2 separate regions of the Homo sapiens genome follow, and region 2 is linked to region 1. Evidence: read pairs that join two places in POLR2A ChIA-PET (ENCODE). Cell type or tissue: CD4-positive, alpha-beta T cell. All regions are shown on one strand.

Region 1 (2,500 bases):
CGGAGGCCGGGACAATGGGGGAGGGGGGCCGCAGGCTCCTCGGGGAGGCCGACCCGGCCGCCGCCCCGGGCCAGAGCCTGCGGGCGCAGCTCCGGGGTTTGCAGGCCTGCGCAGCAGCCGGAATCGCGGCGAGCACAAAGCCCGGAGCCGGCCAGCGAGCGGCTCTCCCCGCGGCCCGCTCCTACCCTCCCCCAGCCGGGCGGCGCAGCCGGAGCCCGTGCCAGGCGGAGGCAGGCGAGGCGGCGATCCGCACTCCGCCAGGGTCTCCGGCACCCTCGCGCCCGCGTGGAGGCCGCCGAGGCCAGCGCTTTTGTTGTCGGCCCCAACTCCGCGGACCCAGCGCCGCCCGGGGAGAAGTTTTGTGCGCCTCACCTATCCCGCCAGGGCCGGTCCCTTCCGCCCGCCCTCAGACACCGAGCCGGGGACTCGCAGCCGCACTGGGTCCGGACGCTCCAGCCGGCCCCGAAGGTCCGGCGGCCCCGGCAGCACCTGAACCCGGGACCCGCCCCTCCAAGCTGGCGGCCCCGGCCTGGGGACCCGCACACAGCCCCTCCCCCGCAACGTCCTACAGAACGGTGGGGGAGGGGACCTCCTCCTCTCCGACCCCCCGGGCGCCAGGCCCAGTCCCTGGGCCGGAGCTGGGTCGCGTCCCCGCCCCCAGTGCCCTCCAAGAGCCGGGCGAGAACGGCTGGGCCCGGCCGGGACCGGAGCCTCGAGGTCCCCACCCTCGCAGGCCCGGGCCCCTTCGGCAGTACGGCCGCTGGCCCGGGAGGAGAAGAGGGACTGGGCTGCGGCTGTCCGCGATCGCGGCCGGGCCCGGCGCCCCGCCGCCCGCCTGCTCACCTGCCAGCTGTCTTCGCAGTAGCAGTGCCGACTGCAGCTCCGTCATCCTCCCTGCCGAGGGCCCGGGCTGGCGCCGGGGCTTCCGAAGGGCTGGGGACAGGCTCTGGGGGCGGCTGGAGCGGGGTGTGCCGAGGAACCCGGGCCCCGCGACCGGAGCGCCGGAGCCGAGGAAGGCCGGGCTGAGGCGGCGGGAGCGGCGCCTCGCTGCCGGTGCGAGTCCGCTCGCTTCAGCTCTTTTCACAGCGACTCACGCCCGGAAGGGGAGGGTGCCCGGGCTGCCGCGGCGCGCACTGGGACTTCGCTCGCCCGCTTCCCTCCTTCAACCCGCCCGTCGGCCCCACCGGTGCCTTCCCCCGCCACTGCCTCACTGCGCGCAGGGCCGCTCGGCGCAGGCGCGCTGAGACTGCCGACTTGGGAAGCGTCCCGCCCGCTAGCCCGACCCCTCGGCCTCCCGCCCCGCCCCCGGCGGCGGAACCCCGCCCCTTGAGCGCAGTTGTCCCGTCCGCCGCCATTTTGGGAAGGTCGACGCCCGGCTGCCAGCCCAAGCCTCCGCTGGTAGACGCCCCGCGGACGCCATGACAAAGAGGTCGCAGAGGGTCAAATACAGCCTCTGGATTGAAGCAGTGGATATAGGAGCGAAGAGGCCAGAAGAAGTGGTAGATGTCTAGTCCTTGGCGAGCGCCCAAAAGCCATCTAACACTGCCACATGGTGTGCGAAGTAGGAATTGTTAGAAAGCCGAAGTTAGTACTGGTGTGCCCCATTTTAACCAAACATCAAAATAGAGGCAATATATGATGATAACTCACTTTACATGAAGAGTGCACAAAAAAAGCCACCGCGTCCGGCCCTATTATTATTGAGCCACCGAGACCGGCCCTGTTATTATTATCATTTATGGACGGCAATTCTCTCTGTCGCCCAGGCTGGAGTGCAGTGATCATAGCTCACTGCAGCTTGGAACTCCTGGGCTTAAGGGATCCTCCCATCTGAGTCTCCTTAGTATCTGGGATTACAGGTACACACCACCATGCCCTGCTATTTTTTTATTTGCTTTATAGAGATCGGGGGGTTTGACGGGGCGCGGTGGCTCATGCTTGTAATCCCAGCACTTTGAGAGGCCGAGGTGGGCAGATCACCTGAGGTCACGAGTTCGAGACCATCCTGGCCAACATGGTGAAACCTGGTCTCTACTAAAAATACAAAAATTAGCCCAGCCTGGTGGCAGGCGCCTGTACTCCCAGCTACCAGGGAGGCTGAGAAAGGAGAATTGCTTGAACCTAGGAGGCAGAGATTGCAGTGAGCCGAGATGGTGCCACTGCACTCCAGCATGGCCGACAGAGAGAGACTCCGTCTCACAAAAAAAAAAAAAAAGGAGGGGGGGGCCAGAGGTCTCTCTGTGTTGCCCAGGCTGGTCTCAAACTCCTGGGTTCAAGCAGTCCTTCCAACTCGGCCTCCCAAAGTGTTAGCATTACAAGTGTGAACCACTGCCCCCTATCAAATAGACCAAAGGGACCATTTTGATATTTCACTTTACCAAATCAAGGAAATTTACTTCTATTCCTAGTTTCTTTCTTTTTTATTTTATTTATTTATTTATTTATTTTTTGAGACAGCCTTGTTCTGTCGCCCAGGCTGGAGTGCAGTGGCGTGATCTTG
Region 2 (2,500 bases), 190 kb before region 1:
ACAGCTACTCGGGAGGATGAGATGGGAGGATTGATTGAGCCTGGCAGGTCAAGCCTGCAGCGAGCTGTGATCAGGTCACTGCACTCCAGCCTGGGCAACAGAGCAAGACCATGTCTCAAAAAAGGAAAAAGAAAAAAAAAAGAAAGAAAAAAAGGGACACAAAGAATTACAGAATCAACACAGCCGGAGGGACCTTTACATAATACCTATTCGTTTAGTATTTGAAGTTCGTCATCCTCTTTCTGACAAAGTTTAAAAAACAATCGCTGTAAACAGAAAATACATGTAGTCTGTAGTCAGAACCCAATTTGCTGCTGCTGAGGTGTATGGCCACCCCTGGTTCCTCCGTGTGTACAGGCACTGCCTCTGGGAAAATCTAGGTGCTGCTTAGCTGCTCTGGTTAGGACCCTGACTTCTAAGTCTCAGCCTCCCCAGAACTCTGGGCGCCCAGTCTAATCACTGATCGATAAGACATATGAGTGGATATGGGACTCTCCATACGGGACGTCTCACAGATGTATATTCATGGTCCCTGGTGCTGTGTTAGGGATCATAACTGGCCCCACAGCTGGTTAACTGGGAGGAGAGAGTGGGGAAGGGGTTTCAGTATGAACAGGGTCAAACAGGATGCAGCATCAATTCAGAGGAAGGAGCACACGGACACTGGAAGACCCGCTGTTTCTAGTGTTTCTGGGCGATCCTATCATCTGTCATGCCGGGCCCCAGGAAGGCGGGGTCCTTGGTCAGGGACCGTAACCTCCTCCAGCCCTACAGAGGCATAAAGACTGATGAACACGAGGCCGATTCCCTACGACTTTGGGACCCAGCTCCGCCTCCTTGGCTGCTTCCCCCACATCCAATCTGTTCCTGGCACCATCATACCCACCGCTCCTTAGCCCTCAGTTCACACTCACTGCCACGGCCTCCGCTCGGTCTCGTCACTGGTGAGCCCGCCCCACACCTGTGTGCCTCACTCCCAAGGCGCCTTCTTCAAATGCTGCCTCAGCTCAAACACAATCAGGTCACAAGGCTTTTCTAAAAAGCACTTTTCAGAAACAGTGACACCAAGGCGCCAAAGGCTGCTCAGGTGCCTTAGCGGCCAGTTCTGCGGCATGTGTCTGGGGCTGACAGGAGGGACCAGCGACAGCCAGCTCTGAGGAGCAGAGACCAGACGATGAGGCCCTGTCTCAGCTCTGGACCTTGTTCTCTCAGCTCAAACACTTACAATGGTTTCTCCACTGCCTAAAAGATACTGGCTGCTCACAGTTCTCGGTTTGAAATGTGACACCCCACGATCTGCTTTCTTCCTGCCCCTCTAACCACAGCTCTTTCAACTCTACTAAAACTTCAACCAAACTTTCCTACGTAAACACACCACATGCACTTCCCAATCTCCACATCTTTACTGAGACCCTCCCCGGCCTGGGTGGAAAAAGCAGGCTTTGGAGTCCAATGGAAAAGGCTAAAATCCAGCACTACTTGCTTAGATAGCCTCGGGGGTAAAATTCTTTCTCGGCCTACATTTTCTCCTTTGTAAAATGTAAAACATTTCTCATACCCCTCTGTGGTTTTGAAAATTAAGAGAGACAGCTCACTTCAAAGTCCCAGTTGAATGCCTGACAGAGAACACAAGTGGATCTCCACTTCCTCGGTGCTCCCACCCTGCCTCCACCATTGAAATCCTGCTTTCTGGAAGGGCCCCATCTAGCATCTGGCAGCCCACGCAGCCCAGTGGGGCGCTCAGGACGTGCAGCCCTTGACACCAGTTTCCTGAGTGCACCAGCCTCGCTCCCCAAATTCCCCAGGTGCTTTCACAACACCGGGCAAAGCACCTGTGATGAGATTCTGCACAAGCTCTACAATATGCTTTGACAACATATTATTACATGCAATACTTCTGTGTCACTTACCAAATTGCGGACAATAATTTCTGAGCCTGCTTGGACAGCGAGGTGCAGGGGGGTCAACTTGGAGGCATCCTGGACTCTTGAATTCACATTAGCGTGGACACTGATCAGGAACAGCACACTTTCAATATCAGAGTTCTGAACTGCCACATGAAGGAAATTCCGGCCCTTGTTATCCACCTACAGCAACAAGTGCAAAGCAAAATATTAGTTCCCTTTTCAGAGTACCTCCTGAGCTTCATCTGCAAGCTGAACTGACCACTGGAGAGGTCACGATGGAGACCTTCCCTCAGTCTTAGGAAACCCCCTCCCAAGAATGAACATGAAACGCCATCCCCCAACCCACCCACAGACCCACTCTACACATCTGTGCACAGAACCAGGTGTGCGTGGCCACACCCACGTGGTCAGGAGAAGGGAGCCACTGTGGCAGCCTCCTGTAGTAGGAACTGGATGTGGAAAACCAAGAAAAAGACAATCTGAAGGATAGGGAAACGCAAGCACCAAGATATCAGGAAACTCATGGAGAGGGAAAATGGAGACAAGCCTTGGGAGTCTCTTTGCTTTGGCTAAAACAAGCACCCAGCATCCTG

The links. Peaks named below come from ENCODE experiments on the same cell type or tissue, not always from the same donor. Only the 100,000 strongest peaks of a DNase experiment are listed, where the experiment ranks them.
Region 2: POLR2A ChIA-PET joins it to region 1 with 10 read pairs; 6 of 35 experiments call an interaction of 5 or more read pairs at or near these places.

Annotation. Positions count from the first base shown.
Region 1 is chr17:4,365,428-4,367,927 of GRCh38, forward strand. UBE2G1 (ubiquitin conjugating enzyme E2 G1) reads right to left here and starts at 1,248. Exons shown (of 6, transcript NM_003342.5): 1 at 844-1,248. The coding sequence starts at 889. RefSeq lists silencers at 1-668, 719-1,418 and enhancers at 581-1,267, 1,087-1,381. In CD4-positive, alpha-beta T cell, no CTCF peak of the experiment used is centred here; DNase peaks (open chromatin) are centred at 554 and 1,234; H3K4me3 peaks cover 1,703 bases; H3K27ac peaks cover 650 bases.
Region 2 is chr17:4,175,216-4,177,715 of GRCh38, forward strand. It overlaps ANKFY1 (ankyrin repeat and FYVE domain containing 1), which reads right to left. Exons shown (of 25, transcript NM_001330063.2): 19 at 1,911-2,087. Among named protein-coding and RNA genes, the nearest start is that of CYB5D2, 33 kb to the left of the region's middle. RefSeq lists enhancers at 1,283-1,784, 1,785-2,284. In CD4-positive, alpha-beta T cell, no CTCF peak of the experiment used is centred here; DNase peaks (open chromatin) are centred at 1,126, 1,166 and 1,786; H3K4me3 peaks cover 1,346 bases; H3K27ac peaks cover 2,500 bases.